Linked DNA regions of Homo sapiens: region 1 is linked to region 2. The links are chromatin contacts, found by Hi-C in ENCODE. All regions are on one chromosome and are shown on one strand. Each heading gives the region's core, a stretch centred on a gene start or an enhancer-like site at or near the end of the contact. The rest is flanking DNA. Distances are from core to core; before and after follow the strand shown.

Region 1 (5,154 bases), core at 2,253-4,752, 440 kb after region 2:
TGTTGGCCAGGCTGGTCTAGAACTCATGACTTCAGGTAATCCACCCACTTCGGCCTCTCAAAGTGCTGGGATTACAGGCATGAGCCACTGCACCTGGCATGCATATTCTTAATTTTTAATAAATTAATGAACTAAGTGAAATTAGAATTATTTTATATTCTATTGCAACCTAAGAAAAAAATGAATGAATTAATAAATTAGGGTCACTTTAAAGTAAAAATAAAATATATAAAATATTTTGGTCACTTGAGTATTTCAAGGCAGAATTGATAACATAAATTTTTTCGTTTTTCTAAATCAGTTTTATCATTGTAACATATCAATTATGAATACCTTTCTTCACCTACCAATTCTGACAACCTTTTCTATTGAAAATATCTATTTTTTTAATGCTATGATTTAAAAAAATCATCATAAAGACTCTATCCTCATAGGTAAATTATATCTTCTAGGATGTCGAATGAGCAATGCAAGTCTTATTTTTAAGAAATAGATTTATAGAATAGAAAAACAATGCAGTCTTTGCAGGAGCTTCTACAAACAGGAGATGTGAGAAGTGTTCAAAACAAAGACCGGGTCATCTTTAAAAATATAGGAAGTTTTGATCTTTCTCCTTGCCTAGAGCAAGGTGAAAGGGTAGATTCTTAAACTAAGTCTGATCTGTATATTTAAGTTAAACAACACTTTCAACATGTATGGGCAAGCAGAAGCATTATTCAAATGGTAAAAAATACAGGCTCCAGATTTTGTAACTATACGAATATATCATGCAAAATAAATACCTTTTTCTCCCTCCTAGGTTTAACTATAGGAAAAAGAATCCTTAAAAAGGAATGATTCAATGGTGTAAGAATGCAAATTTGGCAAAGTAATAAAACGCTAGTAATTCTGGACATTTTACATTCTTGCCTATAACTGAAAGTTCTGTACTTCTTTCTAGGGTTGGTATGCTTCCCAGCCTTATAACCACTGATACTTTTGACAGATCTTGGAAAGAGTGACTCATTTATGAAGACGCACAACATTTAAGAAAACAACCACAGGATAATGAGGGAAAGGTGTGACGACTAGGCTTGTGTTTTGACTAATCTTGGGGAAATATATAAGCCTTTCAGATATTCGCTAATTTCTCCAGGAAAGAGCATATTTGTCACTGCAAGTCCCATCCAATTACTGTGAAATGATTTATAGAAGCACTCTTGATTCGTGAGGGCTGACACCTAGCCACTCAACTGCCATAGAGAGCTTAAATCTGTTTGGCAAACCTAGGACAATATCTAGAAACATTGCTTAGATATATAAATCTATCAAGGATACTAGGAATTTACATTTCTGAAGTCATAACTTTGATTTTTTTTTTTTTGCAATAGAAACTTCTCACCCCTGCTTGCTCTCGTTCACTGAAGTAAAAGTGTCTTAGTAGTTTGTTTTGAAATGGAAAAAAAGTATTAAGGAGTTGTTCTCTTCTATCATGTTTGCAGTTATTGCTTGATGGATTCTGCTAACTCCCAGGAGAATCCAAGTGGGAGGACAAGTAGAAGAAAAAAGAGTCCAAAGGCTGGAGCCCTCAGTTTGTTGTTTATGGAACATTCCTGCAGTCCCCAGAAGGGGCATGGTAAGTGGACTAGACACCCAGTTTCGGGCATTACTCATCGGGCACCCAGACACTGGAACAGAGGTATGTAGCAGAAGCCCAGTTATCTAAACCCAGTCATAAAGGCAGAGATGGAGAAGCAAGAGTGGTTTGATGTGGAGTCTCAGTGTGTTGACTTAAGCCCTTAAACTCTTCTGGCTTCGATTCAGGTCTCTAAACTGGTTTTTAAGAGCTGGAGCAGGTCCGTCTGCATGTGGAGTCCAGGTCAAGGTCTACCATATGGGAGGCCAGTAGTGTCACTACAATTGTACAATTTGCACAAAAGCACCTGGCCAGGCTGAAACCTAGCCCAGGGCTCCTGTTCTCCAAACCACGTGTTTCACACAGCCTGTGTTGTCTCATCAACACCACCTTTTTGTAAATCTGAAAAGATTCCCTATGTGCCTGGGGTGACCTGCCAGGAGGCTCATTTGTCCCAGGACTCACAATTAGGCAGCTCCCTAAATTTATACTTCTGGAGATACCCCCAAGATATGTTATTCCTACAGTCAGAGAGATACTTAAGATTGAAAGCACGAAACTGGTTCATCGTTCACTTAAACCTATGCCCTATTGTAAGACAACCTATCACTTGTGGTGTAACATTTGTGTGAATCAGAAAAAGGCAGATACAGCCCTGCACCAGGTTTGGCAATTGTGAACCAGATTTTAATCCCCGCTCTTCCCCTTGGTCGACCTGCACAGTCATACCAGGTAGCTCTGCCTAGATGTCACTTTAAAAAATAAATCTGGAAACTATTTTGTAAATTGCAAGCTTATATTACACATATTTTTTGTTGTAGAGTGTTAATTGCTTTAATAATGAAAAATCACACAGTTTTTATAACTAAGTTTTAGCATATCTTCATTTAAAAATATACCAGGACTATTAAAAAAAATGGAAGTGGGCTTGGTCTCTCGCTCTCTCTTTCTCTCTCGCTTCACCTTTGAGAAGGCCCAGCCAAGGAAGAGCAGGGAAGGAGGCTGGAGCTGGAGGCTTGCAGGCTTGACACCTTCCACTCCAAATATTGGAGATAACTGAGGCTGCCTGTCATCTCTAATAATTTTTCCTCCAGGAAATGTCATTGCTTCATTGCATTGCAAGAAAATGATGTCATAGTATAGGGCCCTGATCCGTTTCCTGACTTTTAACCTGAGTCTCATAACCTTTTTCAACTGTACTGAACCCAGAGAAAATGAAACACATCGAAATGCGAAGACCAGCACATCTCATAAAGGCCTTTGAGGCCCCAGGGTGGGGTTAACTTATGCGTATATATTAATGATCAAAATACAGTCTTGTTTGGGTGTCACATCCTGGTTATGGCATGGACCCAGTACCTAGGAAATGGAAAGGAAATAGGCTTCAGGATGTGTCTGTAATTTCTTGGCAGAAACCCTTCCTCTTCCTATATTGGGTTTAATTAGTAGTGACAATGTTAAATTTAATTAGGATGTCTTGCTTGTGTTTTCTTCTGTTGGTGGTTTTTGTTGTTAAACTCCCTGTGAAAATCAAGAATGGTCCCTGAACTGATATTTGAAATCTTACATGCTGCATTTGTGTCTCCACATCTTAGGACTGGTTACAAGCCCAGCCCAAATGACATTATGGAGCTATTTCCTGGAATGTCAAGGGCTGAAATTGCCCTGTCAAGAATGAGTCTGTTCTTTCAGGGATTTCAGAAAGCAAGGGCTCAAATTGCATTCTTGCTCTGTTATTATAAGTTTTTCCTGGCAGGAAACCACTGGGTCTCAGAAAATTTGCATATATCCAATGAGAGTGATCTACTGTTCTATGGAGGTTTTCAAGATTGCATGACAACACCGTGGAAGAATCTCATATGGGAAAAGGGGATTTTTTTCCCCCTTTCCCTAAGCCCCATTTTAAATAGTTTCCTTCCCGCAAGCTGATGTGTCCACATTCAAAGAGTTATAAGTAACCCAGCCCATTTTCCTGCCTTGGCCTCTGCCACTGGTTCTATAATATCAACAGCCACACAAAACTGGAAGCAGGTTGTTTAAAGTAAAGATGCTTATTCCTTCCAGTCTGTGAAACAGACTTTTGTGGCATATGAAGGCAAGAAATAACCTTTTAGTTCTCCCAGGCAAGGGCACAGCAAAATGACTCTTCATTTCTTGTTAACTGTAAGGGCAAGAAATACCCCCACATATTTCATGATATCTGAATATAATTTTTAATGTTATACCTGGGATTTCGGTTAACCTAAAAGACATGGTACTGGACTACTTCACTTGGTACCATAAAAGTTTTGTATCTGTTTGTACTCCTCAGAATTGTGTACAAAAATATTAAAGTAATTCAGATAATATACTGACACATTTGAAGTCCCTACTTGTGTAATCACCAGACCCAGGACTAGATATTTTATTGCTCCATTAAAGTGACAAATAAACATGTGTTGACTGAAGAGCCAGGGGCTGGGAGGCACTTACAGGACTTCCAGACACCAATCACAGGACTTCCTTTTATGTCACAGGAATCCAGTGAAGAATGACTCAAGTAACTGCATCATGCTCACATTATTTGAGCATTCGTACCCATTATTGGGTGTTCTGGTTATTTATTTGCTTATATTTGCTTTCTTATTTATATCCCACTCTGTTCTGAAGAAATTTAAGGTGACCACTGGGCATTTTATCAAGAATTGGAGCTCAGGCTGCTAAGGCATCAATTGTAGGACCAGCTGTGTGCCTTTGAACATGTCACTTAGCCTCTCTGAATATCGGATTTTTCATCTGTAAAATGAAGGTATTTAACAGTTTCATGTCTAGAGTGTTATATGTAAACTTTTTTCTCAACTTGTTAATTATCAAACGCATGGACTCTATGTAGACTGTTACTCAAAGGCATCCAATAAATGCGTTGCATGACTCTATAACACTACACGCCGATTTTGAGTGCTCACAGTATGTTGGATTTTCTGCTCTGTGCTTTACCTATGGGGTATCATTGAATTCTGTCAGCACGCCTGTGAATTAGCTGCCCCCATCAGCTCCATCTGACCAGGAGAAAACTGAGGGGTTGCCCTAAGATCACAGAGGGCCAGGATCTGGGTTTCTGGGCCAGGGGTTCCTCATTCCAAAGCCCCACCCACTTTCTACTATAGGACATCTGTGCATCCCAGACTTTAGTGTGCATCATTGTCATCTGGAGTTCAACTTCCTAAACCAGATTGATGAGACCCAAGCCCACACTTTCCAGTTCATGCAAGTTCCCAGGTGATGCCGATGCTGCTGGTCTGGGGACCACAATCTGAGAACCACTGCATTATGCTATAAAGAACTACAGTTGCAGGACCAAGACATAAAGAATGTAAGAAGCAGATCTCTAACCAAATGAAGAAAGAACCTGGACATTTCGAGCTACTTAATAGCTGAATGGGTTGCCTCTTGGGAATGGCTGAACTGTAAGGGGCATATAGACCTTGGGACATTTGATGAGAAGTTGGCCTAACGGACCTTGAAGGTGCCTTCTAACTATTAAACTGTCATGAGTGCCA
Region 2 (5,080 bases), core at 206-2,705:
TTGTGGTTCCATGTTACCAAATAAACAGGGAGGCATTTTATCCCTCAGCACACTAGCTTTTCTGTAAGAGGGGAGGCTTGGCTGCCTGAAATAGCCAAGGATGATCACTAGGTCTTCTGGTTTAAACAAACACACAAAGAAAATTTTCCTATGTATTTCTCCAAATATTGAGGTTCATCTGTTTTCAAATGCTTTGAGAGGATCGATGTGTTAAGACTGTCTCAGGGAAGGGGGAGCAAGGGAGCCGAGGGCCTAATTTCAGAACAGACTGTTAGTACAATTTACAAATGAACCAAGGGATGGATGGGGTTGGTCCATCCACCTAGTGAAGGCCCAAGGCAGTCTTCTTCCAGCTCACGATGAGAAGCCATGACAAAGGCGAGTTGATAAATCAGGTGTCAGGAACCAAGAGGAGATTTATAATTTAGCCTCAGCAAGAAGCTCCACATCAAGTTTGCTTCCCAAACACACAACCTCATCATGTACACATGCGAGAAATGGTAAAAGAGAGAAGGCAGAGAATCTGCTACAGGTGTGTGGATCTCTGAGACTGAGGTCCCTAAAAGAGGGGGCTCCTTTTAATCATGAAGTGGCACCTAAAGATGCCTCTGAGTTATTCAATCCTTCCTGGCTTAGTTTCCTTCAATAGCAGCTATAGTGGGGCAGCAATTCTCTTGGCTTTCTGAAACAACCGTAAGACATGGCAGTGGGCACTCATGTGAAAGATGGTCTCTGATGGACAGAGCCAAAATGAACTTAGAACCCCACTTTCCAATCCCCACAGTTGCCAAGAATGACCAAAGTGCATGTGGGCCTGGGCAGGGGAATGAAAGCTGACCTTCCTGGCTTTTGTCATGAAACCAACCAACACACTGTCCACCCTAAGGCAGTGTGGCACCTTAGAGAGCTGGAGTCAAGCAAATTCTCAGGGGGCTCTCTTCATCCATGCTGTGGGACCTAGTTAATTACTGTGCTTGTAGCTGCTCCATTCCCTTCATTCTCAGAACAGTTGTTATCTAACCAGAAAAGGTTTGTGCAAATTCACTCAGAAGGATTATGAGAGATCATCCATATGAACTATTCAACACTTGAGCTAAGCAGGAGTCTGATTAATTGATCTCTTACTGATTATCTTCTACGGGGCCAACTCAATCCCTAAACAAGGCTCCTCCTGAATGATACAGAAGTCCAAGAAGCTGCAATCTGGGGCTGGCCACCTGCTTCAGGAGGTTTCTGTGACAGGACTGCTGGGCCTGCCTGGCCTGGCCTGACCTGCTAATGGCTCCCCAGGGGCATGGGTTCTACCGGCTGCTGGCCTTTTCTCCTCTCTCAACTTTTAATTATGCTTCCCCTGATTTCTGTGGCATCTGTTTCATTCTTAGTCCACTGTGTTTTACAGCTGTGTTGGCTCATTAGTCACCAGGGAAACCAAATGTGAACTTCCTTTTGGGCTAGCTGAGTCATGAGTAAGGAAGGTTTTTGGGAACTCCAGTAGTCACATTCCCACAAAGCTCTTTTTCTGGTTATTCTGTGTATCCAGATGTGAACTTCCTTTTGGGCTAGCTGGGTCACAAGTGAGGAAGGTTTTTGGGGACTCCAGTAGTCACATTCCCACAAAGTGCTTTTTCTGGTTATTCTGTGCCCTGCATGTCATGTCCAGAAGTTAGGCTAATAGCAAGTTAACATCCATCGATAGCACTAACATCAGTTTTTATTTAGTTCAAACAAGTGACATAAACCTCAGGGCTCTTGTTTAAGTTCCTGACAGAAGAATGTCATATTCCTTATACATGATTGTTCTAATTGTTGACTGTCCCTATCTCAGATCTTAGCATCTGCTTAGGTAAACTTATATCAACAATATGGAACAATCGTTACACTGAATCGGCTGTTGTCCAACTTATCTCATTCAGTCTTACGTACCCGTGAGATAACTGACACTGTTTTTCCAGTGGAAAGGCCGAGGCTAAGGCGTTAAATTACCTGCTTGGGGTATACCATGAGTAACTAGAAACTGTTATGGTTTGAATGTGTCCCCCATGTTTATGTGTTAGAAAATTAATCCCCGGCCGGGCGTGGTGGCTCACGCCTGTAATCCCAGCACTTTGGGAGGCCGAGGCAGGCGGATCACGAGGTCAGGAGATCGAGACCATGCTGGCTAACATGGTGAAACCCCGTCTCTATTAAAAATACAAAAAAATTAGCTGGGCGTGGTGGCAGGCGCCTGTAGTCCCAGTTACTCGGGAGGCTGAGGCAGGAGAAAGGCGTGAACCCGGGAGGCAGACGTTGCAGTGAGCTGAGATCGCACCACTGCACTCCAGCCTGGGCGACAGAGCAAGACTCTGTCTCAAAAAAAAAAAAGAAAAAAAGAAAAAGAAAATTAATCCCCAATGCAACATGTTGAGAGGTGGTCATTTTTTTTTCCTTGAAAAGGTGATTAGGTCACAAGGGCTCTATCCTCACAAATGCATTGCCATTTTGACAGGAGTGAGTTTGTTATCACAGGAGTGGGTTCCTGATAAAAAGACGAGTTTGGTTCCCTTCCCTCTCTCACGCTTGCGCTGTCTTGCCCTCCTGTCTTCTATTATGGGAGGACACAGCAAGAAGGCCCTTGCCAGATACAAGTCCTTGACCTTGAACTTCCCAGCTTGCAGAACTGTAAGAAATACATCTCTGTTCTTTATAAAGTAACCAGTCTCAGGTATTCTGTTACAGCAGCACAAAATGGATGAAGACAGAGACAAAGCTGAGACGATTAATTCAGGTTTCTTTAGATAAACATCATATCATTGATATATATCATCAATATGAATCCATGCCACATATTCATAGCAAGATCTTAGGTGACCTGTATTTGTTCTGACAGCTGCAGCAGCACCAGTTAGTGTTCTGTATGGTTCAAATTAAAACAATATCTTAAGGCAGAACTTAAAACAAGCCAACTTTGCATAAATACTTTCTTTATGTAACTAATTTTTTCTAAAATAAAAAGTTCTTATTTGCCCATTAAAATTCACTCCTTTACTCAAGTTTTCAAGAATAAGGCCAGATCACGATCTGTTTAGGAACATTAAAACAGACTGGGCAGACATTTATGAATGACTCAACCCAGAGGTTCCTAGTTTTTTTTTTCCTAAAAGCCCTTCCCTAACCTAGAGCCCTCTATATCCTCAATCCTTCTCCCATAGCTTCTTCTAGAGAAAAACTCCCACCTCTGCTAGATAGTGATATGTCATCAAGAAAAGAAGCAGGGCTGGGCATGGTGGCTCACACCTGTAATCCCAGCACTTTGGGAAACTGAGCTGGGTGATCACCTGAGGTCAGGAGTTGGAGACCATCCTGGCCAACATGGTGAAACATACTAAAAATATAAAAATTAGCTGGGTGTGGTGGCAGACGCCTGTAATCTCAGCTGCTCGAGTGGCCGAGGCAGGGGAATCGCTTGAACCTGAGAGACAGAGGTTGCAGTGAGCTGAGATTGTGCCGTTGCACTCCAGCCTGGGCAACAAGAGTAAAACTCCATCTCAAAAAAAAAAAAAAAAAAAAAAAAGAAGAAGAAAGAAGAAGGAAAAGAGAAGCAATGCAGGGTCAATGTAGCTTGGAAGGGTGCCCAAAAAAGATGGGCAGTCAAAGGGATTAGTGTGGGTGCGGCCAACGGGTATAGTGTCTCAAGCATGGTGTCCGCCTTCCCCCTCTCACTGACTCTCCATTGTGGAAAGAACCTATACCTTGAAAAATCTAGCATCTAGTCATTGTTTTGCTGTTAACCAAGCTCCTTTTTAGGAGCTTCTGATCTGCTTTCTGCTACCCATCAGAATGACAAGTGCTTGTAGATTAAAGTGTAAACACGGGGGCGGGGACACTGAAATAAAAATGTGATGTGACTCATCTAACGTTCAAGTGAAAAAGACTTGAAAATGACCTTCTGCCTTTCTGCTCCTAATGGGGTGTCTCCTGAAGGAGGAAAGCGGCTAAAAATCTACAAAAATGCGGGGTCAGTTATTAAACCCCATGGCTCTAAACACTAAAGCTCACGAGTCACCACAAGGGAACTTGGCAAGGAATGGCCACACCTTCTCAAGTAATAAAAACTGACCTGTTTCAGGTGAAAATCGAAACTGAAGGCCACAGCTGAAAAGCCAATGACACCTGTAAATTCCTTTTTTTTCTTTTCAGAGACAAGTCTCGCTCTGTCGCCCAGGCTGGAGCGCAGTGGTGCAATCTTGGCTCACTGCAACCTCTGCTTCCCGGGTTCTAGCAATTCTCCTGCCTCAGCCTCCCAAGTAGCTGGGACTATAGGCGCCCACTGTCATGCCCAGCTAATTTTTTGTATTTTAGTAGAGACGAGGTTTCACCGTGTTGCCCAGGCTGGTCTCGAACTCCTGAGCTCAGGCAATCCACCCGTCTGGGCCTCCCAAAGTGCTAGGATTACAGGCGTGAGCCACCGCGCCCGGCTGTAAATTCCGTTTTTAGCTGCTAATTACCATTTCATAGTCATAGTAACTTCTTGTATTGATTTAAAAATTAAGATGTTGTCTAGTTAGTTATTAATGGAGAAATAACAGGCAGTTAACCCTAGTATAGAACTATTAATGAGTAATTTCCAAGTGAATTCTATGCTACAGTGATGCAAAATTAATGACAGTGAATTTAAGAGAGGAGAGATGGTGGATCAGATTTCCCCTGTACTGTAATGCGTTTCTGTTTTCTGCTCCCCATTAGGGTTCCACCTGCCCTTGTACTTCAGAGCCCAGCATATAGTTAGCTGCTGATTAAGGTGGATCTTCCCATGAAGGTCAACTCGGCACAGCATTCCTAATCTCAGCAGAAATAAAGGCTGCTGCTCTTTTTCCATGCAAGTCTTTTTTTAAGAGGCTTGAAAGCTGGGCTTGATGCCCTGTCTTCTTGTTTAACCAACACTTTCAAAATTTTACTCTACTCATTTTATTGCAAAGGTGATTACAAACAACAAAAGACTAAAGTATTCTGGAACTCTAATCCATGCTGTTATACTGTAATAAAAATATGGGGCTGCAGGGGATACCTGGACATTAGTGGTTGCATATATGGAGATGAGGCA

Evidence for each region. A loop is a pair of places that touch in the nucleus more often than their neighbours do. Pooled maps may share reads with other maps.
Region 1: a loop to region 2 is called in a map of endothelial cell of umbilical vein, with 12 times the contacts of the local background. The contact joins two enhancer-like sites. A Hi-C loop is called at or near these places in 3 of 168 maps with a recorded cell type or tissue (ascending aorta, chondrocyte and endothelial cell of umbilical vein) and 4 of 50 pooled maps.

Annotation. Positions count from the first base shown.
Region 1 is chr3:171,872,724-171,877,877 of GRCh38, reverse strand. TMEM212-AS1 (TMEM212 antisense RNA 1) reads left to right here. Exons shown (of 3, transcript NR_046852.1): 3 at 1,482-1,526. Among named protein-coding and RNA genes, the nearest start is that of TMEM212-AS1, 25 kb to the left of the region's middle. Within about 2 kb of position 3,502, at least 9 of the 41 ENCODE cell types and tissues checked have a DNase peak (open chromatin) inside an H3K27ac peak, as active enhancers do; they include ascending aorta and endothelial cell of umbilical vein, where a contact is called at or near this core.
Region 2 is chr3:172,314,471-172,319,550 of GRCh38, reverse strand. The region is part of intron 11 of FNDC3B (fibronectin type III domain containing 3B); the gene reads right to left. Among named protein-coding and RNA genes, the nearest start is that of GHSR, 130 kb to the left of the region's middle. RefSeq lists an enhancer at 3,967-4,865. Within about 2 kb of position 1,455, at least 26 of the 41 ENCODE cell types and tissues checked have a DNase peak (open chromatin) inside an H3K27ac peak, as active enhancers do; they include ascending aorta and endothelial cell of umbilical vein, where a contact is called at or near this core.